2 separate regions of the Mus musculus genome follow, and region 1 is linked to region 2. Evidence: chromatin loops called from intact Hi-C (ENCODE). Cell type or tissue: heart. All regions are shown on one strand. Each heading gives the region's core, and the rest is flanking DNA. Links, peaks and the distances in the headings are about the cores only. Region 1 overlaps Patj (PATJ, crumbs cell polarity complex component). Region 2 has its middle 36 kb from the start of Usp1.

Region 1 (15,195 bases), core at 5,940-8,439, 340 kb after region 2:
GCTTGTGACCTAACCTGATAAACTTACTTCAATCCTTGGACCCGACTGTGAAAGGAGAAAAACAGCTTTGCAAGGTGGCTCTTTGATCTCTACCCATGAACACGCGCTCATTTATACCCTCATATCCACTCCCCTCCAAAATAAGCAGCTAACCTAAATGGTAAATTATATATATCCTTTCTACAATAAGAGAGTGCCTATTTTATGAAGTCCAGCTGTGAAACTGTACTTCAGATTCTGTTGTGACCTAGATCTGCATTTATCTAAACAACAAGCGAGTCAGGAAGGAGCCCAGAAGCTGCGCCTAAGAGCTCCTCCAGAGAGGAGACATTTCTCCCACATACCTGAAAAGTCTAGCAAAAAAAAAAAAAAAGTTCTGAACACCTGGCAGCAGGGACTCTGACAATGACACAAAACAGATACCAAAGACTGTCAAACCTGCAGCAGAAGACGTCAGCTCAGGAGCTGGTGCTGCGCATGGCTGTAAAGCATTTACGACTGTGCTTTGGGCTTTAACGTATTTTTTTACAATATTTTTTCAGACACAAAGATACAACAGCTTTAATCTGATCCCATGTTGAAGGCAGCTGACAGGAGGAACCAGGATAGGATCTCATGCGCCTGTGAGCAACTGCTATCGTCCCAAGAAAAGACTAAGAGGGGCTGGACCTCCGAGGAAGACGTGAGCAACGCAGTCAAGGGCAAAGCAGGCCAAGAAACAGCTGTTTGACACCAACCTAACATCTTTCAGGGGCAATTCTTAACTCCAATGTATAATGATAACTGAGCTACAGTCGCCTCAAATAAATCTATCTCATGTAGTACTTCCATAGTCTCTCCTAGATATGAGGAACTCAGGAGGCTGGGAGGGACTAAGAGAATGGCTCAAAAATATGTTCTCGAGGACAGGCCTGTGTCTCAACCTAAGCCATGGATTCTTCTCTCTTTCTTTCTCTCTTTCTCTTTCTCTTTCTCTTTCTCTCCCTCTCTCTCTCTCTCCCTCTCTCTCTCTCTAACAAAAAGTTGCCTGAAGCTATTACAGCCAAGCTTTTCCTGCCTGGTGAGACAGTATTGACAGCTATCTCCCTCAGAAGACAGGCACTTAATTGGAACCAGGTCCCCAAAGCATCAACTTGACATTGAACGCATACAACTAACTAATCTAGGACTGTCACCTTCAGATGTTGGGGATGGGTCACTGACTATATTTTACCCACCCAGGAATGTCATCTTGGTTCAAACGTTAGTGGAATTCTACAGGACTAGCACCACCCATAGTCAGGCATGGAGGTGCTCACAGGACAAAGACCCGCTGCCTGGTTCGAAGGGCACCTGCATATGGGGAAGGCCTGTGTCCAGCCTCTCAAGAGTGAAATTCTGAGAGCTTCGGGGGAGCTAGAGCTATCTGATCCCCTAAATCTCTAGGTCTGAAACTTGAGTGCTCAGCTTCATCAACAAAGCCAAGGAAGAAGACCTTGGTGTTGGGGTTTGGATTTGGACCCAAACCCAGCTCTGCCAGTAGCAGTTAAGAACTTAGGGCTGCTTTGATGAGCCTTACTAGAGTGTCTCATATGTAAAGTGAAAACCATAGCAATTCTGAACTTGGATTGCTGGTGATTGTGTAAAGAAACACTCCCAAGCATGTCTGATAGTGGCCCTACTTCCCTCCTGGAATTCACTCTCTTTTTACAATGCTGGGCCCCACATCTGTGGATTATCTGTGCTAATCTCACCCACAGTCTGCAGGTGGTCACACTTTCTTGTTCTCCTTACCTGGTATCTGTTCCTGGGCTAGCGAGCTACTTAGCTTCCTCCATGTTTTGACTTTGCCTTCATGAAACTTCATAAAACAGAAGTGAAATGTCCCACTGCCTATGGAGGGTGATGGGCCACCCTTTGAGAACTATTCTGTTCATTGATAGATTCTGGAACTTCTGATTTAGAATTTAAAAATGCATAAAATGCATACAGGGAGACTAAAGACAAATTCAACTCTTACTACTGGGAAAAGCAAAACCTAGAGAACTAATCTCAGACTACCGCTGCAAGCCACAGACACTTTGCTCACAAGGGAAGTGGTAATTAAACTTAAGAACAGGTTCTGTTGCTATGCAATCCAGATTATCTACCTGCTACAATGTCACTTGTTAAAGAACAATCAAAACAAGGGACTAAATAACTTACAAGTTATTAAACATACAACACAGCACCTGACACTGAGGAAGGAAAGCAATGAACATGAAAAGGAGATTTCAGCAGCTCTACACGCCAGAGTAACAGTCGCAACTGACACAGAAGACAGGCATTCTTTTATAGACATATCAAAACTTTTCCAAGTCTGGTTTTCATGTCTGAAATTCCCACTTGTGAGAGGGAGTGCTACAAATTCCACCTGGGCTAAATAGTAAGTTCCAGGCTGGCATGGGCTACACAGCGAGACACTGTATCAAAACCAAAATGAGCCTGGCGGTGGTGGTGGTTCACACCATTAGTCCCAGGATTCAGGGAGGCAGAGGTGGGTGCATCTTTGCTTTTGAGGCCAGTCTGTTCTACAGAGTGTGTTCCAGTACAGCCAGGGCTACACAAAGAAACCCTGTCTTGAAAAACAAAACCAAAAGAAAAAAAAGAAACGAAGAAGCATCTTAGTGTTCCAGTTATAGCCATCAGATGCCAATCTCCCGTTTATTTTTGTAAATTATAAGATTGTTGCTTCTGAAATTGTGATGGCTCCCACTCCCAGGATACACCCACATCTGTACTGGATTTGTTAAGATTCACGGTAGCAGATACTATAGGATACTGAGCACCCGAAGAAGACATAAGAACTACTGAGCTAAGAGCCAAATGAGATCCAAGACACCATGAATAAAATACTAATGACAACAAAGCATGGAAATAAGAAATGACTCGAAGTACAAGCTTTCCAACTTTTGCCTAAATGTTCACGAAGCCACCAACTTACCCATTTCCATGCAGCTAACATCAGGAGACTTGCTACCTCTTCCCTAAGCGCACTAATTTTTCCGTGAAGGGAGAGACATTTGCTGGCGCTGAGAGGGAGGTCTGGCTGGTGCTGCTCTGAGCCTCACACAGCGAAGCACACCCATCAGCTCATGGCATGCCTCCATTGCTGTAATTTTCCCAATTCAGTCTTACTACCTTGAATGGGAACCTTCAATATTTAAATGTAAAGTGCTGAAGAATGCCATGAATGCTTTTCATGGATGTTTTACCTATAAATTAAGACCAGTAATTTATAAATTTACGTGAGAAACTATAAAGAAAATAAAGCATATGAAGCACTTAGCAAAGTATACAGAAAACCTTTTGAAAGGGGAGAAAGGAAAACTAGGAATTATATTGCAGTGTTCTAACACACAGGCTCACTGGGTGAGCTACAACTCTAATCTCCAGTTCAGAAATCGCTTTAGCTTGTCTCAGGATACAGGGTGAGAGCACCCTTCTTGGTTCAGTTTCTCTCCTTTCTGTCCCACTGGCCACAGATGCAGCGCTTCTTGGCTCTTAATGGACTTTCAGTTCCCTCTGTTGTTCTCTCTTTCCCTCCCTTCCCTTCTTTCCTCCTCAAATGCCCCCATGTCCAGCTTCTCTGTCTCAATGTATAGCCCAGCCTGCTCTCAAAATCACAAGACTCTTCCAAATGCTGCACTGATAAGCATGCACACTTTTCACACAGTCTGGCTCACAGGGACTCTAATTTAGACAGGATCATAATAGAGTCTGTCATGCTTATGTCTGTTTAAGATACCAACAACCTGCCCACTCCATGAAAACTAATATTAACTGAGGGCATAAACAATGGACACAGTATGTGACTATGACATTAGACATACTTTGGAATTAGGGGCTGGAGAGAGTGCTTACTGCTCTTGCAGAGGACCCAGGTTTGGTTCCTAGACCTAAATCAGGTAACTCACAACCTCTTAAGACTCTAGATCTATGCTCCATGGGTAGTTGTAGGTACATGGTACGTATAAACTAATGAAGGCACACACACACACATATGCACAATAGACATATGTACATACATAGGTACACAAGTAGGTAGGTAGATAAGATGTAAAAAGACAGAAGATTTTTTTTTTAATATTGAAGCTATTTGCTATAAGATCTTGAGTAGTTAACCCTGAGTAGAAGGATTTGGATATATTACATGCAGCACACACATGCTCCATGACAGCTCACATTTATAGTTGGTCTCAGTTCTAAAACTGAGTTCATATATTATTGTGATTAAATGCAAAGAATATGAAAATTCCTAATGAACGCATCCATGCAATGCAGTTTCCAGAAACTGAGACTCTTACCATGGCTTTGAAGCATAAACAATGGCAACTTCATGGCAGTGAGGAGATTTAAATGTACTTATAATTTGGATTGATTTCAAACAAACAAACAAACAAACAAACCCCAAAACATGAGAACTAAAATACAAACACACTGAACCAACGACTTAAGGAGTCTGGAGTGAAGCAGGCCGATCCACCAGGTTCTTGGTCATCCCCATAGTTTCTTGTCAATGCAAGTTTGACAAGATTGTCAAACAATCATTTGACAATGACAGCTATCAGAAAGCAATTCCAACTGCATAAGAGAAACAAATCCAATGAAGGCCGTCATCCCTCTGGGGAATGTGTGACACACATGTTTAACAGTTCAGATATTTCCTGGAAACTAAATGTACAGATTGGATAATAGGTTATGCAGGACCTTCATTAAAATGCCCAGAAGTGATGTTACAGAAAAGAGCAAGTTTGTACTCAGTTATCGTGAAAGAAGAGCCAGGAGTAAGGTGTGCTTGCCTAAATTGAGACTGCTCCATGTGTCCTGTAAGTGCAGGAGAAAACCTAATTTGAGTCATTCTACTGAAAATGAAAAGAAAGTCACGCTGCATCAGACTCTGAGTAAACTGACCCGTAGATAAAGGGACTCATGAAGACTCTTATTGGTTCTAAATATTGTACATTTTAACCAGAAAAGAAGGAGCTCTGGTTCTAACATATCAACATTTTAAAAGTCACACAGATGCTCTTACTACTGAGAGTCTCCTACTGTCAACTGAGCAGTAATTTTCAGAGCATATGTTTAACAAGGAAGTGGCTGGTGATGCTTGCAGAAGCTGAGCCCCCCAACCTAACGACTCAAAGGTGCAGGCTCAGATGGTGGAGACTGAGAGCCAGTCCCAATGATCAAATACTCTTTTAGGGACTATTTACAGGTTAGGAAAAGCAGCTTTCTGTGTGCTGCTCCGATTCCTTAGTGATACACTGCTTTCACCTACATCCAAAATGCTGATTTCTCAGCTTTAGAATTAATCAGAATTCCTTCATTCTAATGTAAATACCTTTCTCCTTTCATCACAGTGAAGCCACAAATAATGCTAATAAATGCCCAGGAGATGCGCTTCTCAATCATCACGGTGAAAGGCAAGCATGCTGCATGCACGGGGTGTTAAAGATTTGGGTGCAGAAACTCCTAACGCATTCTTGACAGTCTGATAAAGTGCCGTATTTTCTAAAAGCCCTCTAAGGCTGCCTCCAGCTAAAGGTGCTGTGAGGATTCCAGCATGCGTCCACCTTGCTCATGCCCAAGAGCCCCTACCCTCTCACTTCAGAGAGATGCCTTAGCTTACTCCTGTTTAGATCATTAAACGGCATGCTACTCTGCACCAACATTAAAGCAGCATTTGACTGCATGTAGCAAGACCTGCAGCTCTCGTCAGCAGCGGAAGCCTTACCTGGGAAGCCCCCGTGGACCATGCTGCAGGACTGCTCTCTTCAGGGTTGCTGCATTCCTGACAGGAAGATGCTGGAAGCAGCTCCACTCTCTCCAACTCTGTCCTCTCTTCCCACGACCTTGGGCCTCTATTCTTTTTCCCTCCGATTTTATTCTTTTAAAGGGCAACCTGCCATTCTGTTCCTACCATGGGAAACAATCACTGAAGCTCATTTCAATCTCTCCCTCAAGCTAAGAGTCACATCTGCCAGTAGGTGAGAGCTGCCTGCAAGGTCTGCCGGCAAAAATCCCTGGTTCTCCAGTCAGATCCTTGGATGCTGCAGGCTGCTGCTGGCCCTGACGCTCGGTCACCCTGCATACTTAGGGACTGCATGCTGCAGGCTGTGACACCAGCCACCCTGTGCACACAGGAAAGACAGCTCTATTTCAGAGCAGGCGGCAATACAAACACAACTATTTATTTTGTGGCCAGCTTCTATTGATAACATGTTAATGTCCCATTTTCCTGCTGAGAGGCAGTGCTTCGGGGGACAGCATCTTTCCCATGCAAATTAAAGGCAGCTATGGATTTAAGCTTGCCCCCAGTTCAGAAGAGTCACCAACATTTCTCTTCCTTATTGCTTCCAGCACAAAATCAGGTTTGCCACAAAGCAATCAGTCCACTATAATGCCTTAGTTATGACTCACTAGTGTCTCTGACACTTTAAATACAATTCAGCTTTGGGATGAAAACTTAAATGGGAACAAAAGTAATTCATAGAAACTGTTTAAAAAAAAAAAAAAAAGCTAAACCCACTTCACCTGCCCCACCTTGCCCAGCCCAGCCCAGCTCAGCTCAGTACACCTAACCCACATATGGCAATGTGCAAAGATGTCTGTCCTTTACATTACAAGCCAAATCTATCAGTCACTTCAGTGTTGTCCAGCCTTTCTGTATAAACTATAGGTAAAACAATCATTACTGCATCATAAGCCAAGCAGCGAAAGAGTCAGGAACACACAAGGCAATTTAAATGTAGCTTAAAGCTGCTCAACAATTCCACTGTAAAGTGTGTACTTCTGTTAAATTCACCTGAACTACAGCAAGGGCTGAAGCTTAAAACACGGTCACAGTTCAAGAAAGCTAAAAGAGGAAACCAGTATTACCAGCTTCTAATCATATAGCTAGGGTATAAACATTACTTATTTCACTTAATTATAAATAGGACAAGTCCATAAAAGGGCAATTAACTATGTAAGACATAAGGAAAGCCATTCTATAAAACTAAAAAAATTAATCTTAACCAGTACTCTTATATTTTGCATTATCAAAAATAAAAAGGGTTTATGTAGCAAAAGCTGGGTGCTACTCATGCTGCCTGCTATTGGCAGTGAGTGAGCATTCTCCAAGCTCCATGCTTGGTCAGTAAGTACTGTTGGCTACACTGACATCTATTGGTGAGGCAGAGATCTACCTGAATGCACAGGGCACTATGGGGGATATGACTGCACAAAAGACCTCTGTCCTCTGTTCACGGAGGTAAGCACTGGGTGCAGAGCTTAAAAGTGACACCTGGGTCTACCTTTGCTTCATCAGCACCCTGTTTTGTGATATGGGGCAAATTAATGACTCTTGGTCTCAGGATTCTCAGCCACAGAATTTGACAAGCCTCAGGTGCGATTTGCAACACTGAAATACCACACACCCCCGGCACACACACACACACACACACACACACACCCTTACAGAAGACAAGTGACTTTCTTTCCGTTCTCTGGAGCAGCATGCTACTTGATTTCCACTCCTTTAATGGAGACCTGTTTACAACGTTATCTATCTCTTACATGCATAGTATTTAATTCATACCTTGTTATGATTTAAATATCTGTGTTAATTACAACTGTACATAACAAATGCAGAAGTCAGTGATTTTAATACCTTTAAAGAGTTGCAGTGGTTTGAATGGGGAGTGCCCCCCATAGGCTCAGGTATTGGTTCCCAGTTAGTGGTGCTGTCTGGGGAGGTTACCAAACCCTTGCTAGAGGAAGCCTTGAACTGAGGGCAGGCTTTGAGAGTTTATGGCCACACTGGACTTTTAGTTCACGCTCTCTGTTCTCAGCTTCCTGGGATTAACCCATGCTTTCCTTCTGGTTATCTGCTCTCTTTCTCTGGAACCAAAAGCCAAACACACTCTTTCTTCCCAAGTAGCTTATGTTCATTACAATGTATCAATTTTAGAACAAGCCTCAACATTCCAGGAAGCCATGCGCCATCTAACCACATGTAGCCCATGGAGACTGGAGGTGTTGATGTGTCTCTTCCCACGCAGACAGCCCTACAACAGTCAGTCAGTCAAGACAGTGGCACAGGGCACAGCTCTACACAGCATGGGCACTGGAAGGTAGAGTTCTCTACTCTCTTCTATCTTCCACAATTTCCAAACTTTCATTTACAAGTCAAAAGAATTTTAAGTTCTCATATTAACTAACAGTATATTTCACTCAGGATCTGGATTAAAACCATGTTACTTTTCTGGACTGCTTTAGTGATCCAAAGCCCAGGTGTGAGGCAAATGCGCAGCCGCTGGCTATCCTAGCTGTTTTACACTTCTGACTGCAGTGCCCCTGTGCTTTCTAACTGTTCTATCATTAGGAAATGTATAACCTTTTCTTAGTGGACAATACTGACAAGGGGTGGGCGTGTGTGTGTGTGTGTGTGTGTGTACATGCATAAGGTATGTCTGCATATGGTAGCCAAAAGAATTTTAGATTTACAATCGTTGGGACAGACAACTGCATCATCCGTTTCTGTCCTTATGTTTTGGGAAGAGTGTGGGGACTGAGCTCTCTGTCCTGCTAGCTTCCTCGGATGAGGGCACTAGTAAATGCCCCGATAGTCTTCCAAACCTGACACGGATTTTGTTTGTCTGAGACAAGTTTTTCATCCCTGCATGAAAACAGAAGAATTTCCTGCAAAACTATTTTTAAACACCAAAAGTGCATGTACTTGGTTTTATATATGCACATTAAGAACTTTTGAGGACATCTGATATGGAACAACTAACTGCTGATAAGCAACCTTTGGGGACCAGTTTAACAAAGGCACATCGAGTATTAACTACAGAGGCGGCAGCTGTACAGCTCTTACAGAGTGTCAATGGTGTATCTGAGTTCTAGTACACTAAGTTTTTATCAGTTTTCGCTTCTACACTTATAAAATATTTGAACTCTCAGTAACAGTTTTGTTAATAAACTTCATTTCCATAAGCCCAGCATTCAAGAGGCTGAGACAAGAGAATCAGGAGTTCAAGATCAGCCTGACCTACATAATAAGACTATTTCAGCAAAACAGAGCAAATCAAAAATGAAACAACAAAATACAAACAGGAATTGAGGCACAGCATGAAGCTGTAGTGTCTGATAATCTAGGTTGTATAATCTGCATAAACCAGGTCACCATGTGAGGTTATCAGTATGTTTCACAACTGTAATACAGTGCTAGGTAAGTATTCAAGTAAATAACACATAACTGGTGCCAAGCAGAGACTAGAGAAGCCACATAAATACATTATAGCCCATAACCAACCCAGGAAAGGGAAAACCAAGATGAAAATGCAAACCACAAAGACAATTCTATCCTGGAATGATCATATCAGGAAAGGGAAGAATTCCCACCAGGATAGGATGGGGCTGCGTTTATAGCTCTGAAAGCTAGGTAACAAGAAGCAGCCCAAGAGCAGTTCATTGTATGTTTCTAGCAGCTAGGCTGCCCTTGCCAGCCAGCAGCTGGGGTGAGGTGGGTGTAAGCAAGCACAGAAAAGAGTCAGGCTGCTAGGCGAGATGCTACGGCACTGCAGGGCTATACCCAGAGACAAAGGGAACAGGGACTGTGAGGGGGAGAGAGTTACCTTTCCTCAGAGTTGAGAGCCCTAATTGGTTACCCTGAAATTGTATTCATACAAGCAACACTAACTGGATTCAGAAGGCTATATTTATATTTATGCCTACATAGATATGTAACAATAACAATAAAAAAGGAGGTGATGATTTTGAGAGGGAAAGAAGACAATGAAGGGAAGGAAGGAATGATGTAATTATATTGTAATCTTTAAAAAGTGAAAGTGAGTACACAGACACTGGACAGATGCTGAAGCCAGCAGGAAAGGGCCCCTGTGCAGCAACACAGCTCTCGGCCAGCCCTACTGTCCCACTGGGGTCAGAGACCCTCCGTCACACACATCTCCACTATTGAAATTCAATGTACCCACCAAAAAATAGGTTCTGTAGCCACTCACCTCCTGGAACATAAGAGAGTTTAGTAAGGAAGACAGATAGATATTAATCTAACAGTTCCACTGAAAGCTATACTATGCTAAGTGCTATAAAACAGTAGGTAAAGGACATGGGCTTTAGCCCATATTACTGGGCTAAAGAATCAGGTGCAGCTTCCAAAGGTGACAAGGAGTGAAATAAGAGGTCTAACAGCCTTCTGAATATCTAATGGGAATGCATTCGAAGCTTCAAGAAGAAATACGCTACATACTCTGTCCTCAACAAACCTTGGCCTGCCAGCATGTTGCTGTAACTATGTTCACTGGCTAGTTTTATGTCAACCTGACACAAGCTAGAGTCATCAGAGAGGAGGGAACCTCAATTGAGAAAATGCCTCCTTAAGATTTGGCTATATTTTCTTACTTAGTGGGGGAGGCCCCAGCCTGTTGTGGGTATTACCAACCCTGGGCTGGTGGTCCTGGCGTGGTAATACCCACCCTGGGCAAGCCACGGAGACCACGTGAGTCAGCAGCACCCCTCATGGCCTTTACATCCGCCTCTGCTTCCAGGTTCCTGCTCTGCATGGCTTCCCGCCCTCACTGCTTCTGATGAGTTGTTAGAACTGAGATTGAAATAACTCCTTTCTCCCCAAGTTCCTTTGGTCGTGGTGTTCCATCACAGCAACAGTAACCCTCACTAAGACACTATGGGATGGAGAATGAGGGCAGGGAATAAACATGCATCTGTCTTACTTGTCATGAAGGAAAATAATAAACACCAGTTTCAGGTCGGGGAGGGGAGATAGGAGACAGTAGGGGCTTAAACCAAAACTGAGACTAGAAACTACAGGGTCAGCCTTGGGCAGGGCTTAGCATTTCATTTTGTTGCAAGGATTTAAAAGGCCTGTGGGAAAAATTAGGACATCTTTCTCACAGCCAAAAGCAAATCTGAGTGGGAGACAGAGAAGTGAAGGCCAGAAACAGACCCAGACGTCACTATGGAATCAGTAAGCAACCCAAGTCCTTGGTGTTTCTGGAACCCTGACAAACCATGGTTTTCAGTCTTGGTACCTAAGGCTGTCCCACACTGTTCAGTTTGCTTTCTGGTGACCTGATCACAGACCTTTAAAGCTAAGTGAAAAAAAAAAAAAAAAAAAAAAAAAAACATTTCCTCTTAAAAGTTGACTTTCCCAAGCATTTTCTCAGAGGGATGGACAGCTGACTCACACAGTTAAGATGTTGCTACATGGCACAGTCTCAGTGTTTTTCAACTATCTGAAGACTGCATGAGCTACGCATGCCTAGATCCTTGTCCCAAGGATCCTATCTTAGGCTCTGAACCATTCTACTTAACATGGTCTTATACAATGCACTGGTTTTTCTCATACTACCTTTAGTATCTTATTTTCTATTTAATTTTTACTCCCACTGTACTCTACTCCATGCTAATTATTATCAAATGAGCTGATTGCTCGTCCTATCTCTCCTTCATTCGAATGTCAGCCAACGAGAAGAACATTCCCTGCCACTTTCCCACTACATCTCGACAGAATTCACCCACTATAGCATCGATTCAGTAAACCTTACCTCCACCAAGTCCAGAACTAACCAACCAATAAAGCCATCTAGTGGGCTTTGCAGCCTTGTGTATGTCACGTCTGTGAACTTTCTTATAAATCAGCACTGCCATCAGGTGAACTGAAGACACACACTTGCAGCTACAGACCTGGGCAAAGTTATTGAAGATATTTCATAAATGAAATATATTTTACTGGGACAGTAAGAATGAGATAAACAGTAACCTGATTGACTTTTAGTTTAGGGAGATGAGCCATATAATAAATTAAATTAGTAAGAGTTACAGAACAAAGAGAAAACCTATGAGATCTATTCTAAAGAGAGCACAGAAGGCCAGAGGCTTAGGTTGCAGGTATGCTGTGTGACTATCCTGCACTTCTGGAGATCAACAGAGCAATCAGTGGTGCATAGGATGGGAGAGGTGTAAACACTGAGAATGACAAACATCACAGACAAAGGAATGGAGAGAAGAGTCTTAGAGAAATGGATTTGCTGGAGAAACCACGAAATAGAAGTTTCTGTAGTAAAGAGAAATGACAAGTCTTTCGACACTTAATGTAAATCAGTGTCTCTTGTTCTCACGGCTATGTGCCTGTGGGTGTGTGGCATACATGACTTGGGGAAGAGGATGCTGTCCCTCATATCTTACAGCATGGAAGTGTGGTGAGAGAGAAGTCCACACCACTTTGTACCTTTGTCTGGACAGTAGGCATTTTATGCAGCAGCGAGGCTCTTCACAGCGCGGGTGTGCAAACCCCATTCCTACTATTTATTAGCTGTATGATATCGGACACACTCCTTAACGTCTCTGAGCTCCAGTTTCTCTGCTCATATGAAGCAGAGTACTGTAGGATATCCAGTCCCTTGTTGATAAGCAAAGTGAGCATTGTAATCGGAGTGTTAGCATCTGTATGGGAACAAACGTGAGCTCACCCATCAGTACCTGCACCAGTGGCTCTCCACAAGAGGAGCCTCATCTGTCACTGCAGCACTGTGTCCCCACCTATGCTGGTAACTGCACCAAGGAAAAAGGAGCTGTTTCTTCACTTCACAGCTTGATAACATTTCTGCACAGCAGACTGCACTCAATCAAGCTTTGTTAACTACTGAAAACAAAGCAAGACAAAGGGCTCTATAGAGACACAGTATACACCAAACTTCCATGGAGTCAATTTGACACTCAGTTTTTTTATATTTCATTTCTACTTATTCTACTTATAAAAATAACAAAGTAAACTTAGTAATCATAATTAGCAACAGGAATAGCAAAGCCTTTTAGAGATGCACTATGTGGCTTGTTGAAATTTCTTCCTTCATCTAGTCCTCACTATCAGCACATGAAGTATTGACTGACCACTCTTAGAGAAGAGGCCACACTTAAGGTCATATGCTAACGAGTGCTACAGCCTGCTTTCAACTCTCAATTTTTACATCAAAATACTTTCCTATATTGAAGTAAGAAAAATATCTTAAGAAAGATGTAACATGCATATACATATCAAAGGGCACAAAACTCATCCTTGAAAATGCTCATGCGACTGCATTTTGTACAAACTGCACGGCACTGTCACTAGTTACTTTTCAAACCACTTCCATATCCCACAGAAGAGACTGCATTGATAGCAACCAGGCTTAGCTGTACATACTCTACAAGCAAAGGGAAATGTGACTTCCTAAACCTCTACCCAAAGGTACAGCTGATTCAACTACTGCAAAATAAAATCACGAAACAAGTTCCCAACGCCTCTGTAAGACATGGTGACTGCCTGTGCTGTCAGCATTCCTTCAAGGCTAAGTATCCAGAACTGCCACCTATGCCCAACTCAGATGCTTAGGGTTAAAACCCAATACTCAGGGCTCAGCATTTTTGTTTCAAAGGCAATTAGTAAAATTGAAGCATCATATAACATAGCTTTCTTAAGTGCCCTTTGCTAACTTCAAATAGAAAAGCTTAGGAAATAAAAGCCACAGGAGTTTCGAAGATAAAATACTTTATTTTTAACACATGCTCGTGCACATTTTTGAAGACGTGGCCCTATACTTGTGATTCACAATAGGCATGGCGGCATGATTATTTAATAAACTCTGCATCTACCCTAGATAATGCAAAGGAACTCACTGTCGGTCAGCGCACAGTCTTCTTCACTTCCCTCCATGTCTGCAGATGGAGCTCTGTAGGGCGGGGGCAGCTTCATTGGAGGTGGAGCTGTTCCGTGCCTCTGAAGGTCAAAAGTCAAGAAGAAGGGACACTGTTTGTATACAATCCTCTCCAATGACAAGAAAGGTAATCTGAAAATAGTCTGGATGCAGGTGTCTTTGACGATAACAAGAGTAGTATAAAATAAATATAATTTATTTCCACCACCACCTGTTATTTTATAAAAGTAATTTTATGTTAATACAACAATGCACCAAAGAATTCAAAAGCACAGCTTTGAAGGGCACAGCCCTTCCCAGAAGAACACATCCCCTTCCCTTAAGAAAGGAAGCCATGTACATTCTCCTTCTACCATGAAACTCAGCCCTTTGCATCGAGGATCCTCAAAATAAGCATAAAGGTAACAATAACCCCACGTACCAACTTTACAATTATTCAGGTGGTTTTTATTATAAGAATTAGAGATTATTTTATAAAATCTGAAATACCAGATTTTCTAGGTGGCAAACTGCTCTTCTATAGTTTATAGATAGTCATACACATTTAATGTTAAAAGGGAAGTGGTTATAATGAATAATTATTTCTGCATAAAGGTGCTCTGAATTTATATAGCAAATAACATAGTTTGAATCATAATATGTAACTCTTACAGATAATTAAAGTGAAACAAAATTCCATTGTTAAAATTACCTTCACAGAATGAAGATACATTCTTGAATGAAAGAACAATTGAAACATGCCAAAGTTTACAGAGACGCCAGCTGCTGCAGGTAGGAGCCGAGGTGTTCAAACCCTTCACAAACACCCACATGACTAGATTGGGATTTGTCTTCCTACAGGACTTCAGTAAAGTGAGTTCAATTATGCTTTATCTGACAAAGCCACTAATGTAAGATTTATCTCTGCTGAGTGGACGCTGGCCCATTACAGACGAGTCATGCAGTGAATTCCTTGGGAAGAGAAGGCACTTTCTGGGAGCCATAAAGGCAAGCACACCCACATCTTGAGTACAATGTCTAATGAAATCAATGACTCTATGTGTGGGAAATACAAAATATCAAAACACAAGTGTGGTGAAGTCAAGTGTCGAAACATTCACTAAGAAGCAACCGAGAAGGTGACAGCTGTATTCTTTAAGTGAAACAGGTGAGTGAAAGAAAAAAAAAAAATCCCATGACACGCACCCCCCCAATAACCCCTTCTTTTCTCAGGTCCAAGCCATTCAATGTCAAACATGATTGTTCAAACGAGGTCAGGGGCTGAAAGTCCTACTGAGAGCTAAGAATTCCAGCTAATTCAATTATATTCTGTCAGCACTCTTGAGAGAAGAACACAAAATAAGTATGTCTTAATCCAGGCTGACCCGGGACCCACCATCTTTCTGCTTAACTCTGGAATTAAGTGTGTATCATGCCCAGTCCCCTGGGGCACTGTCCTGCTGCACTTTAAAGAAGG
Region 2 (15,195 bases), core at 6,943-9,442:
GTATTGCCCTACCCCTCCCACTGATAAGTATCTGTACTTCCCCTTTTGCTTGTGCATTTAAACCTTGGGCCTGACTAATACATTTGGGGCTTTGATGCATTCCAGAACGGTTTCCGATGTCGGTGTCGTTATTCGCACAAGGCCCTTGTCCCTCTCTACCCCCCATTTAGTTCTTAGGAGGAGGTCCCCTCGAGACCCTCGAATAACTGGACCTGCTGGACGGGTCACCCAAGTGCTAGGATTAAAGGCATGCGCCACCACTGCTCGGCTTTGCTCTGACTTTTTAATGTAAGCACTTACAGCTACAAAATTCACTAGAAGCTATTGGTTTGTGTTTAAGTATTTAGTTGACCCCAAGACTTTTTTTTTCCATTTCTTACCTTCATTGATGATGACACATTTATCAGTTGTGCTGTTTAACAGCAGTGAGCGAGTGTCCCTCCTGTTGCTTCTCTTGTTGCTGATTTCTAATTTTGTTCCATTTAGGTTGGATAGAATATAAGGGTTTTTTTTTTTTTTCAGTTTTCTTCTATCTGTTGAGACATTGTATTTAACACATGACCTACTTCTGAGAAAGTTCCATGGGATACAGAGAAAATTGTGTATAACTCAGCATTTGAGCTGAATGCTCTATGGATGTTTGTTAAGTCCATTTTACCTATGAAACCATTTAACTTAGATATCTATCTGCCTTTTTAAAGCAAGAAATTGGGACACTCCATTTATTGAGGGAATTGTGGTACTGAAATCACTCACTATATAAATTGCTAATGCCATCTTGATGGGACATTCCCTTGCCTGGTATGAAGTGTTTTTCTCTATTGTGTCCTATCAGAACATGGTCCACGAATGAAGCTGTGTGAGGAGATGTCTGAGACTATACTGGCTAGTTTTGTGTCAACTTGACACAGGCTGGAGTTATCACAGAGAAAGGAGCTTCAGTTAGGGAAATTCCTCCATGAGATCCAGCTGAAGGCATTTTCTCAATTAGAGATCAAGATGGGAGGTCCCCTTGTGGGTGGTGCCATCTCTGGGCTGGTAGTCTTGGGTTCTATAAAAGAGCAGGCTGAGCAAGCCAGGGGAAGCAAGCCAGTAAAGAACATCCCTCCATGGCTTCTGCATCAGCTCCTGCTTCCTGACCTGCTTGAGTTCCAGTCCTGACTTCCTTGGTGATGAACAGCAGTATGGAAGTGTAAGCTGAATAAACCCTTTCCTCCCCAACTTGCTTCTTGGTCATGATGTTTGTGCAGGAATAGAAACCCTGACTAAGAGAGCTTGTGAGAAAACTAAGTAAACAAGACAAGAGTCTTGTGACCCCTGTTCCTCTGTAACATAGGCTGTTCTGGAATGTGCTTCCATACTGCTCCCAGGTGGAATAAACGAGAGTGGATTTTGCTGTAGATTACTTTCTATTATTCAGAATGATGGTTCCTTCAGCCTGCATACAGTTTAAACTCGTATGAGCTTGCCACGGTGACTGTATACAGCTTGAACTCAAGTGACCTTTAGTCTTATGACTTCCTTTCTGTCTTTCTCTCTCTCCTCCTTTCTCTCTTTCTTCTTTCTTTCTTTTAAAGATTCATTTATTTATTATATGTGAGTACACTGTAGTTGTCTTCAGAAGAGGGCGTCAGATCTCTTTACTGATGGTTGGGAACCACCATGTGGTTGCTGGGATTTGAACTCAGGACCTTCGGGAGAACAGTCAGTGCTCTTCACCGCTGAGCCATCTCTCCAGATCTATGATTTTTCATAACCCTCATAACCTTGAATAAAGAAGGTCCTTGCATGAGAATTTAGTCTGCCTCGTTTTTAGGCTCCACTTTCCCAGATTCACACCACCAAGTAACAAGTGGAGCCCAAACAGGGATTTGAAGTTGACTAGAAGATAAAAGAAGGAGGCGAGTGAGCATAAGGACACAGGAACCAGTGAAAGACTTCCCTATGTCAAGCCTGAACATCGTTTCTTTAAGAAAGGAGGAGCTCAAGTATCAAAATCGCATTAGATTCAAGCTTGCAAGTTGTTTGTGATCATAAACCTTGGTCTCCAAGAGTGGAAACTTTAGATAAAGAAGTATGGGATAAAAATCTGAAAGCCTACAACGATGCTGTTTCTTGTTAAATAAAAAGTGTACAAGGTTCCTTTGAGCCTTATGCTGATCTCATGGGGGAGACTCAGAGATGCTACTGAAAAACAAGTACAAGGGGGAACAAATTGAAGACTTATTGTTAAAATAATTGGATTTTGATAATGCCAATGAAAACAATGCCAAGGATTAATCAAGACTCAGAGAGAGACAGAGAGTGTTATAGACTTTCTAAAGTTATGTATAAATGTGGGGACCTACAAGCACAGAGAAAAATTCTTTGCTTTAGGAGCCTATGCTGTTTAAAGACAGATGTCAGCTAAGTGTTTCAATTTTGGCCAATATGGCCACATTTAAAAAAAAAATCTGCTGGAAACATCGTGGCAAGGCATGCAGAATGGACTCCACAGCCAGCTCATATTTCTTGGTTGCCAAGACAGGAACGTGCAGGGTTTGGGTGAATATTTTAACTGACTCTGCTGTTTATTTATATTCAGATGACAGACAGTTTATTGGGTGGACTAAGTAAGAATCGGTCTTTCAGTCATAATGGGCAGCTTTGGGACCCTGCTTTACACATCCTTACCCAAAATGGGTATAACTAAGGAAGACTGGGGCTTAACTGACTTCATGTATAAACTAGCACATGAAGGATAGAGATTCATTGAGAATGGAAACCGACCTAGCTCAGAGAAGGTGCTGCGGCAGGTAGGTGGCAAATGTAGAAATGGTATCACATAAATAAACATCTGGAGTAACGCCCGAGGGTAGAGTCTAGTAAACAGGAAGTTGGAATGGGTGGGACACGAGCAGCTTGGAGGCAGAAATAAAAGAGAGAGATGAAAGAGAGAGAAAAAAGGAAAACAAAGGCTTAGTGTGCTCCCGCAACTGAATTTCTATGCCTTAAAAATAAAAGGTAAATAAAAAAAATTATTCAAATCCTATTAAAACATCACTGTGATACTGAATTTCTGGCACCTCTGTCTCTAGATAACAGAGAGAAAACCTGCCTAGGAGGAAAACCAGGACCAGCTATGGGGATTGCTGATAAAATGCTGCTCTAAAGGTTGGCTCAGTGAGTTGTCTGTTGCCGAGACTGTAGGAGATTAAACAAGCAATGTAAGTTGCCCTTACATCAAGTGAATGCACAGAATTAAAGGGTTTCCATCCAAAACCAGTAACATTGTGCCAGCTTCAGATTGTAATCAATCTATTCTTTCATTAGGAGCTGCTACTCAAGGAAGAACTGCATCTATGTGAATCCAGGCTAAAAGGCATTTGTGTATCATGTGGATCCTTCACTGCCTTTAACCTTACTACTTCTTTTCCACACTACATTGTCTCCTTCAAGTGTAGTACAAGAGCATAAGCCTTTGGAATGACCTTTTTACACCATAAGGGCATAAGATACCAAGCATTTACATTTGTTTTCTTGCTCAATTAGTGAATCAGGAGAGGACCTGATGTCAACTGTTAATATGGGGTTGCTTATGTATATCATATCATCTCTAAATAGCAATACTTTGACTTCTTGATTTCCAATTTATATCCCCAAGATCTCCTTTAGTTGTCTTATTGCTCTGAATAGAAGCAATATTCAAATACTATATTGAATAGATAGGTAGAGAGTGGGCAGCCTTGTCTTGTCCCTGATTTTAGTGGAATTGCTTTAAGTTTCTCTACAGTTAGCTTGATGTTGGCTATTGGCTTGCTATATATTGCTTTGGTTATGTTTAGGTATGTGTCTTGTATCCCTGATCTCTCTAATACTATAAATATCATGGCTGAAATCATTCAGTTTGAAACAAAGAAAACAATATAAAGAATCAACAAAACCAAGAGCTGGTTCTTTGTCAACAAGATAGATAAAGCCTTATCCAAACTAACCAAAAGACAGGAGGACAGTATCCAAATAAACAGAATCAGAAATGAAAAGGGAGACATAACAACAGACACTGAGGAAATTCAAAGAATCATTGGGTCTTACTTAAAAAGCCTATACTCCACAAAATTAGAAAATCTTAACAAAACGGACAATTTTCTAGACAGATACCACTTACCAAGGTTCAATCAAGATCAGGTAAACTATGTAAATAGCATATAACCTGTACAGAAATGGAAGCAGTCATTAAAAGTCTCCCAACCAAAAAAAGCCAGGACCAGATGGTTTTAGTGCAGATTTTTACCAGACTTTCAAAGAAGAGTTAATACCAACATCCCTCAAACTATTCCATAAAATAGAAACAGAAGGAACATGGCCAAATTCCATCTATGAAGTCACTTCTATGAAGTCAATGATACCTAAACCACAGCAAAACTCAACAAAGAAAGAGAAAATCAGACTTATTTCTCTTATAAACATGATGCCAAAATAGTCAATAAAATACCCACAAACCGAATCCAGGAACACATAAAAACCCAGGAAGCAGGGATGGTTCATATAAACAAACTGAAAGAAAAAAAAAATCACATGATCATTTCATTAGATGCTGAAAAAGCATTTAATCTTACTTTGAATAGTGTGATTGTCTTAATTGTAAATTATGTGTCAATAATGTCAATAATGTTCCCTTCAAGAAGTCCTTATAGTCTATTATTTTATTAAAAAGTCTAGGACAGAACTATTGTCACCTATAAATCCAAGCAGGCCATGGGAAGAAGGGCTGTGGCTGGGTATGATACATGTTCTTGATACATTACTGAAAAGGACAAAATATTTTATTGAATGGTTTATTGTTGTCATCATAGGAATAATCACTATTGCAACAACTGCTACTGTGGTTAGTATAGCACTACGTATATCGATACAAATTCATGACATTGAACAAAAATGACAACAAGATTCCCATAATTTACGGATATCACAGACAAACATTGATGAGCTGTTAGAATCAGATAGAGTTACAACAGACAGTCAACTGGAAGGAGGAATCAGGTCATAATTATGCAGAAACAAATGTCTGTGAGATGTGGTTGAAATTCTACTTGCTGTCTTAGCACCACAGAATTTAATCAGCAAAATTAAACAAGGGAACAGATTAAATATCATTCACAAGATTTGTGAGGGAATTTAAGTTTTGATGATAAACGGTTACAGCAGGAAGTTTTCGATCCATTTTCACATTGCTTCCCAGACGTTTCTTTCAAGGTATAGCTGAAGGGATAGCTAAGTACTAAAGGAATGGCCCCTCATTCCAGGTGGCAGAGTATAATGTATAAGGCTTTTACTGGGCTAATATAATCCAGTGTCTTTATAATTTGCTAACTTATAGGATACATGTGCATCCATTGACAATTAGATTTACCAACAGCATCTCTAATCAAAACCACTCTGGATAAACTGCACTGAAAAAAAGGAAGGGTTGGGGGAGATGTCAGAAGTCACCTCATTTTTAGGCTCTATGCCCCCAGGTTCACAACACCAAATAAAGCAGTAACAACATATGATTAAGTTTGGTTTGAAGTCTATTGTGTCAGAAGTAGAACAACTCCTCCTATTTGATTCCTAGTTGCATTTGCTTGGAACACCATTTTCCAACCAATCACTCTAATGTTGAATCTGTCAGATCCATGTTTTGGAGGCAACAAATAGCTGGATCCTGTTTTATTTATTTATTTATTTATTTATTTATTTATTTATTTATTATTTTTGGTTTTTCAAGACAGGGTTTCTCTGTGTAGCCCTGGCTGTCCTGGAGCTCACTTTGTAGACCAGGCTGGCCTCGAACTCAGAAATCTGCCTGCCTCTGCCTCCCGAGTGCTGGGATTAAAGGCGTGAGCCACCATGCCCACGCCCGGCCCAAAGCAACTCTTATAAAGGACAACATTCAATTGCAGCTGGCTTAGCCGGGCAGTGGTGGCACATGCCTTTAATCCCAGCACTTGGGAGGCAGAGGCAGCGGATTTCTGAGTTCAAGGCCAGCCTGGTCTACAGAGTGAGTCCCAGGACAGCCAAGGCTACACAGAGAAACCCTATCTTGAAAAACCAAAAAACAAACAAACCAATAAACAAACAAACAAACAAAAACTAATTGGGGCTGGCTTACAGTTTAAGAGGTTTAGTCCATTATTATCATGGCAGAAAGTATGGCAGCATCCAGGCAGACACAGTGCTAGGGAAGGAGCCAAGGGTTCTACATCTTGACCCGAAGGCAGGCACAAGGAGACTCTCTTCTGCACTGAGTGGAACTTGAACACTAGGAGGCCTCAAAGCCCAACTACAAAGTGTCATACTTCCTCCAGTAAGGCCACACCTATTCCAACAAGGCCACATCTCCTAATAATGCTGCTTCCCATGGGCCAAGCATATTCAAACCACCACAGCTCTTTCTTTCTTCTTAAGACTTATTCATTTTCGTTTTACATGCATGAGTCCATGTATGCTTCTGAACCACATGTGTGCCTGGTGTTTGCTGAGGTCAGAGAGGGCATTGGATCCCCTAAAGCTGTAGTTACAGGCTGTGGTGAGCCATGATGTAGGTGCTGGGAACCAGACTTGGGCTCTCTGCAAGAGGGGAGTGGTAAGGCATAAGGCAGAGCTGGCCTGTCAAACTGACATTGGGTACTAAAGACAAACAAGGAGTAATTATGAAGGGAGAGATGAATGAACTGGGGGGTATCAATGTAGTCCAGAGCACTTACTCAGTCCAGTGTGGACTTGATATTTCTTCCCATACCTCAGATACCTGCCACACTCTTGTGCAGTTCTTTATAAGCTTGGGTCACCAGTGTAGTTCATGCAATAGGCTCCCTAAGCTGCCAAGTTAGTAGAGATCTTTCAAAAATAGTGCCCAGGGCTTGCAAGTACCCAGAAGCAGGGCTTTTCCAGTCTCTCTCCTGTCCCCTTTGGTCTGCCTGACTGCCCCCCAAACCCTTACCTTTCTGTTTTTTTCCAAAAGAGACAGGGTTTCTCTATGTAGCCCTGGCTGTCATGGAACTCACTCTGTAGACCAGGCTGGCCTTGAACTCAGAAATCCGCCTGCCTCTACCTCCCAAGTGCTGGGATTAAAGGCATGCGCCACCACTGCCTGGTGAACCTCTCTGTCTTAAACCGCGGGTCCCACCTTTTGTAGTTCACACTTCCTCTTACTGGTAGGGAGAGCTCCCCACACCATGCCATTGCCCTGGGACTGACCCAGTTCTTATTCCCTGTGGTGTTGTCACTTCTATTCACACTGGCATTTACTACAGGAGGGATGTGCCCCGTCCTCCGCTTCCCTGGATGGGCGGGTGTCTTCAGCTTACCCCCCCCCCACCCCCCACTGTCCTCCAACTTCTCTCAGTTCATCTCCCCGACTGTTTACTCTCTTACATCCTTGACTTTTGGGGTCCCTGAATGTTTGCAGCTCCGCTGAAAATTCACTCATTCCGCCCCCCAGCCCCGGATTTAGATAGAGAAAGATAGGAATAAAAAATTTTGCCTGTCTATCCACTCACTGTACAAGGCTGTAGGCTTGTTTAGGAAAAGAACCCTGTGTGATTTGTCCTTGTGTATGCGGCGGCAGCATGCACACTAAAATGATTAGGCTCTTCCCTATTCTGACTCTGGAGCTCAAGTCACCTTCAGGACCTCACAGAGGACCCCCCCTCCAATTTTCCTACATGTAAGACACTTATATTTTATTTTATTATTATATTGTTTGCTCTATACTGAGTTTTTTAAAAATGTTTCCATGATATTTGGTGCCTGGCACAAATAATCAATAAAGTTTGAATCCATTTCTTTTTAAGTATTCTAGATCACAGGCTCTTTAAATATGTAAAACCTTTTACATTAATAATTTAAATAGTTAGACTTGAGTAACTAAAATAATCAGGGCTTCTGAGTTAAGAAAAGAGAATATACAGAAGTATTTGATAAATTAATTGGGTATTTAAAGGCCACCTGGAAATTGAAGAAAAAAATTTTGTTGTTGTTGTTTTGGTTTTGGTTTTTTGAGACAGGGTTTCTCTGTATAGCCCTGGCTGTCCTGGAACTCACTTTGTAGACCAGGCTGGCCTCGAACTCAGAAATCCGCCTGCCTCTGCTTCCCGAGTGCTGGGATTAAGGGCGTGTGCCACAACGCCCGGCTGAAGAAAATTAAGGTAAAAAATAAGTTTAATTCAGGGGAAGGATGTCTTCAACAAAGAATGCGATGAAACAATTCAAGAGGACTGCAGCAGGGCCATGAAATATATTTTGTGCCCATGAACAGTAGGTGGCGCTCATATCATAGCACTGACTGGTCCTCAGCCATGGGAAGAGTGACCTGAAAATATCAAAGGATAAAAATGCCAGAGAGGAAACTGAAGACAGGGGACTGCAGCTAAGCTCCGAGGTAGATATGGCAGAAGACACTAGTTTCAGCAACAACGTAAAATTAAAAGCTAAAGGATAGTCCAAACGCCATTCCAGAGCCCTACCTGGGGAGTGCATTCTCTTCTCCCAGTGAGATGGAGTCTGTTCGCGGCTTAAAGAGAGAGAGGTTGTCGCTCAGTTGGTAGCGTGTTTGCCTAGCATCCACAAAAACCTGGGTTTCAATCCTAAACTCCTTAACTGAGCTGGGGGTGCATGCTCTAATTTCACCAGATAGAAGGAGGGGGATCAGAAGTTGGAGGTCACCCTTGACTACATGGCCAATTCCAGGCCAGTATGGGTTATATACCCAGAAACAGAAGAGAGTAGCAGAGAAAAGCCACATAGGTGACAGAGGGGACAGAGCCTAGGGAAAACCTTCTCTTTCTGACCAAGGCCAAGAAGCCACTTTAAAAAGATACCTGCAGAGCCAGTTGCTTTGAAACCAGAAAAAGCAAAAGGTCTTTTCTTTTTGTCTGCATGATGGTACACTGAAATCTGGTCTGCAGAAAACCTGTAGATAATTGGGGGAAACTGAGCCAGACCCCTCAGCATTCAGTGAGACAAAAATCTGGACTGAGCTGTAGTCTGGAGTGGGCCACACAGGCACCAGTTTTGCACATGTGCCTAAACCCTGCACAGCACGTCTCTTTGAAAAACCTCCCAGGTGGGTGGCGCCATCACACAAGAGAGACCACGAACTGCTGCAAAGCTCTGTCCTTCCTTCCCTTGTATTCCTCAAGATATGGAACGTCAGATTAGTGGACCAGCTTTGGGTTTTTGTTTTTGTTTTTTTCTACTTCATTTTTTCTTCTATCTGATGGGGTTTCCCAAAGAACCTAGGATAGGGAGTTTGGGGTCTCCCTGTCTCAGCCTCACTGACTGCTCTTCCAGAGGTCCTGAGTTCAATTCCAGCAACCACATGGTGGCTCACAACCATCTGTAATGGGATGCCCTGGTGTGTCTGAAGAAGGCTACAATGCACTCATATACATAAAATAAATAATAATTTTTGTTTTAAAAAGTCCCATCTATGGGAGAAAAAAATGCCCATTCAAACATAGGAGACATTTAGCACACCAATTCAACAAGATCAGGAAAAAAAACTTCACTATGTCATATTATAATTGAAACTGTAAGACTCTGGGGAGCCTGAGCTCCCTGGGGACCCCCTGAGTAAACCACGTGGAGCCAGGATTGATGCAAAAAGCAAGAGGAATTTATTGTCCCAGTGCACTGGGGTCTTCCCAGACCCAAAGGAGAGGCAGTGACCCCCAGCACCCATTTGGCAAGTTTTTATATGGTTTCCAGGGGCAGAATAGCGCATCAGCAACTAGGCACAATGTGATTGGTGAAACAGTGCACTCTTTAACCTGGGAGGGGCAAGTGTTTCAGGACCTTCCCAAAGTTCCTAAGCTGACCTTTTTTTTCTCTTCTCCTCTCCTCTCCTCTCCTCTTCTCCCTCTCCCTCTCCCTCTCCCTCTCCCTCTCCCTCTCCCTCTCCCTCTCCCTCTCCCTCTCCCTCTCCCTCTCCCTCTCCCTCTCCCTCTCCCTCTCCCTCTCCCTCTCCCTCTCCCTCTCCCTCTCCCTCTCCCTCTCCCTCTCCCTCTCCCTCTCCCTCCTCTCTTCTCTCTCCTCTTCTCTTTTCTTTTTTTCTTTTTTTGTTTTGTTTTTCGAGACAGGGTTTCCTTGTGTTCCCCTAGCTGTCCTGGAACTCACGCTGTAGACCAGGCTGGCCTCGAACTCAGAAATCCGCCTGCCTCTGCCTCCCAAGTGCTGGGATTAAAGGCGTGCGCCATCACTGCCCAGCTAGCTGACCTTTTCAAAACACTAAATATATAGAAAAAGCAAGTATACCAAAAAGTAAGAGAGACACAGAGTCACATAGGAGGACAAACCTGTGAGAATAACAAACTTCTCAGTGGAAATTCAATGAGACAATGTATTTTAAACTCAAAACCACCTCCAACCAAGAGGACAGTATCCAGTTTCTCATAATTGAAGAGGAAAGGAAAGCTAAAGGAATTCTCAGGATCAGTAGCCAGCAGTAGAAAAACTGCTCAAAGGACGGAATCCTCATCGCCAAAGCAAACACATCCATGAGGCCCCAGGAGGAACAAACCACACTAGAGCAGGAGACTGGGAAGGAGAAGAGAGCCACACAGCACACAAACAACAAACAGAAACGAACGGACGACCTTCAAGGATAACGCTGAAAGCGTTTCTTTGCTTCTTTTTAGTGCAGAGAACAGTTTAGCATGGGTTCATGCGTGCTACACAAGTACCTACAGTCTTAGCCTATAATGGAACATTACTGATCTCAATTGTCCAATCAAAAAGCACAGATCAGCAGACTAGATTTAAACATTGGATCTGCCTATTGTTATCTATAAGAAATACAACCCAGGGCTTAGCAATTAAGAACACTCACTGGCTGTTCTTCCAGAGGACAGAGGTTTAATTCCCAGCACCCACGTGGCAGCTCACAACTATTTATAACTCCAGCTTTATGGGACAACAACGCACAGAAAAAAATTTTTAAAAAAAGAGCCCTGTATTGGTGGCACATGTCTTTAATCTCAGCACTCAGGAGGCAATGGCAGGCACGTTTGAAGCTAGCCTGATCTACAGAGGGAGATCAGGACAGCCATGGCTACACAGAGAAACCCTGTGCTGGGGAGTGGGGGTGGGATGCGAAATACAACTCACTGACAAGAAACCCAACATAAGTTTTGGGGTGAGAATATGAAAAAGTATATAATGCTACTAAAAAAGCAGGAAGAGTAGCAAGTCTGATACGTGACAAAATAAACTTTAAAGCGAAATTAGAATTTAAAAAGGCTAGTATGTATTGTTTAAGGAAATCACCAAAAGGTCACTACAGTTTGAGTCATCTATGCATGGAACATGAATATGCAAATAAGACAAACTCATAATCAATAGATGGAAATTAATAACTATCATGACAGAGTGTAATAAAATGGAAGCAAAAAGGAAAATACAAATAATGAAGAGTTAATTTTTCAAAAACATAAATGAGATTGGCTAACCCCTAGCCAAACCATCCAAATGAAGGAGAAAAATGATCCAAGTTAATAAAATTAAATATGTAAGAGGAGATAGTACAACAGACACAATGGAATCCAGCGACTGTTACTCCTAACAAGGAGGTACTTTGAAACCCTGTATTCTGATCAGCTGAAGAATCTAGAAGAAGTAGTAAAGTTCCAGGTACATGTTATTTGTTAAAGTTAAACAAGCTATAAGTAATTTAAATCAATCCAATACATAGCAAGCAATGAGGCTGGAGACATAATAAGCCTTCAACTAATTAATAGAAAGTTCAGGCCAATTCACAGCTGAATTTTACTAGATGCTTAAAGAAGAATGCTAATACTTCCAAATTGTTGCATAAAGCAGAAGAGACATTGCCAAACTGTAGCCGTCCAGTGGCCGTGGAGAACTGGGTTTACCTGAAAGGGGGCTGGAAATGAAAGAGGTGGGAGGCGGGGAGAGAAGAATGAAGCCAAGATAAAGGCTCTGATCGAGGCTTTAATATTCAGCACTTCATTTATAGCGAGAGCCCACAGACCCATCCTTTGTTTCAGCGGGATTACATTGCAAAGCAATGTCGGTCGGCGGGGCAGTCTATTCTAAGTTCCTGTAGGAAGCTGCACGTGCAGCCAAGGTGTATGACCCCACCTAGGTCGTAAAGCTCATTGTGTCAAGCAAGCAAGGTCTGCTCAACCTGCTCAAGGCTGGGAAGGGCACACCAAACTCTGTACAAAGTCAGAATTATATGGATTCCAAAATTAGAATAAGAAAAAAATACCAAAAAGAAGGAGGAAGAGGAGAAGAGAGAGAGAGAGAGAGAGAGAGAGAGAGAGAGAGAGAAAGGAAGGAAGGAAGGAAGGAAGGAAGGAAGGAAGGAAGGAAGGAAGGAAGGAAGGGTACGCCAATTTTCCTGACTATTGCTACTGTCAGAAACAACGGAAGAAGCTCCTGTCTGCGGTGGGCAACAGTCAATGCAAAGGCTCGTAGCCTGTCAAACTACTGAGATTACGTGACTATTGAGTGCTCATCACCAACCATGAAATCTTTGTCACTTCCCTTCCTCTGAGGTTCAGGGAACACAAAGTAAAGGGTGGGGGATCAACAAAGGAGGTGGGGAAAATACTGTGAAATATTATATTCTGCACATGACACCATGTTTGCAACCATGAACTCACAGTAGTTGTGGCTAGCTGCACAGGACCTGTAAAAGATGGGGCCCATCAACATTCCATCAGGAGGGGGAGGGCCTCATCAGGCCCCACCCCTCTGGGAGGAGCTATATACTGGTGTAGCCACTGGTGGTCGGTTGCTCTTGCTCAATAAATATTTCTGTGTCACCAGGCAGTGGTGGCACACGCCTGTAATCCCAGCACTTGGAAGCAGAAGCAGGCGGATTTCTGAGTTTGAGGCCAGCCTGGTCTACAGAGTGAGTTCCAGGACAGCCAGGGCTACACAGAGAAACCCTGTCTTGAAAAAAAGAAAAAAAAAAGTCTCTGTGTCATTCAGGGAGGGAAGGAAGGGGAAGAAAAGTATTGGGGGAGGGGGGGAGCCTGGGAAGAAAGGACTTGCAGGAAGGGCTAGAGGGATAAGAGAGAATAATGCAGGGGAGAAATATGACCAAGATACATAGGTATGAAATTGTGAAAGGAAAAAAAAAAACTCAAAGAACTAAACACCAAAAACAAACAAGCAAACCCTAACCAACTGAACAACCCAAGCAATAAATGGGCTAATGAAGTGAACAAACACCTCTTAAACATGAAGTACAGATGACCAATAGACATATGAAAAAAATGTTTGGTGTCCTTAGACATTTGGGAAACACAAATTAAAACCACACTGAGACTTCATCTCCCGCAGCCAGAATGACTCCCATTAGAAAAACAAACAATGAATGTGGTGAGGATGTGGGGAAGTGGACACGCTTACTCTTACTACCATGCGACAGCTGTATCCCTTTGGTCTCTATCTCTCAAAGACTGTAAGTCAATACAAGCAGTGATCACCATGTTTATTGAGGTGCTGTTCATAGTAGCCGGGTTATGGATCATCCTAGGTGTTCATCAATAGATGAACCAATAAAGAAAATGTGGTCCATAATCATGACCAAGTCTTATTCAGTCTAAAAGGAGAAGTAAATTATATTATTGTATATACGAACTATGTGAATATATATTTCTGCAGTGCGAGACCATAGTGAAATAAGTCAAACAGAAAAGTGAATACTACATGTTTTTATGTATAAATATTATATACATAGATATGTATATTACAGTAGAGCAGAGAGGAAAATGGTGAAAGAGACTAGTGGAGGAGAGGAGGAAGGAAAAACTAAGGAGGGGAATGGAGGGGGTGAATATATTCAATATACACAATATACTTAGAAGAAACTGTCCTTATTGGAAACCCAACACTATATGCAATGGCTATATGCTCAAACCCCAGGTGTCCTGTAAACCTTACATTTCTTTTCTCTCTGTGCCCTGGCACAAAGCTTTTAAGTCTCTGGGCTTTGAACATATCTTCACCAATGTTCCAGAAGGAAGTTCTCCACAAAGTCTCAAAAACTCCTCAAAATGAATGTTCCTCTCTTCTGCTTCCTGTGCATCTCCTAACTTCTTACTCTCTATGGTTTTTTCCTATGTCCAGTCCCTATCAGCTGGTTGCTTGCTCTGCCTATTGACCTACGGTGGACTTCATTTAATCCTGTTTACAATCAGCAGTAAGCTTTTAGATTAAATGTGACTGCTAGGGCTGAGCTACACCATAACCAGAAATAGGTTTTTTTCCAGTAAATAACACAATCTTGGGGTTCACTGTGCAATCAAATATCCTGCAACAGAAAGAATGGGAAAAGTATGGCATCATTTTAAATCCAGAGTCCCCATTTGTTTATTTGATCTTAAGATACAGTTGCTGGAACTTTCTGGGCAAAAGCACCCACCCTTCTCGTCCCCTTTGTGGTGAGTGAGCAGAGATTACTGTAAGGCTTGTAAAGTAAGGGCTATGGATATCAGCAGGTGTACTGGCTGGTTTTGTGTGGCATCTTGACAGAGGCTGGAGTTATCAAAGAGAAAGGAGCTTCAGGTGAGGAAATGCCTCCATGAGATCCAGCTGTAAGGCATTTTTTTTCCATTAGTGATCAAGGGCCTCTTGTGGGTGGTGTCATCCCTGGTCTGGTAGTCTTGGGTTCTATAAAAAAGTAAGCTGAGCAAGCCAGAGGAAGCAAGCCAGTAAGGAACATTCCTCCATGGCCTCTGCATCAGCTCCTGCTTCCTGGCCTGCTTGAGTTCCAGTCCTGACTTCCTTTGGTGATGAACAGCAGTATGGAAGTGTAAGCTGAATAAACCCTTTCCTCCCCAACTTGCTTCATGATCATGATGTTTGTGCAGGAATAGAAACCCTGACTAAGGCACCAGGACAGCAATAAAAGCATCTTCTCAGGGGCTGGAGAGATGTCTCAGTGGTTCAAAAACATTTGCTGCTGTTGCAGAAGACCTGAGTTCTATTCCCAGCTTATAACTACATGGTGGCTCATAACAGTCATTAACTCCAATTCCAGTTGAAGTTGGACTTTGATGGCTTCTTTTGACCCCAGGCATGCACTTGCTGCACATAATACATCTGGGTAAAGCATTCCTACAGGTGGAAATAAATCTTAAAAGACAAAAAAAACAACAAAAAATAATAAAAATAAAAAGCTTGGCAATGGTGGCGCAT

Evidence for each region. Hi-C counts contacts between places; a loop is a spot of excess contacts. Peaks named below come from ENCODE experiments on the same cell type or tissue, not always from the same donor. Only the 100,000 strongest peaks of a DNase experiment are listed, where the experiment ranks them.
Region 1: it touches region 2 in a loop (4-fold over the local background); 2 of 42 quality-filtered maps call a loop at or near these places.

The regions. Positions count from the first base shown.
Region 1 is chr4:98,537,565-98,552,759 of GRCm38, reverse strand. Patj (PATJ, crumbs cell polarity complex component) reads right to left here. Exons shown (of 44, transcript NM_172696.2): 27 at 13,702-13,801. Among named protein-coding and RNA genes, the nearest start is that of Gm40210, 34 kb to the left of the region's middle. In heart, for the core only: a CTCF peak has its summit at 7,181; no DNase peak of the experiment used is centred there.
Region 2 is chr4:98,880,448-98,895,642 of GRCm38, reverse strand. No RefSeq gene overlaps it. Among named protein-coding and RNA genes, the nearest start is that of Usp1, 36 kb to the left of the region's middle. In heart, for the core only: a CTCF peak has its summit at 8,289 (motif pointing right); no DNase peak of the experiment used is centred there.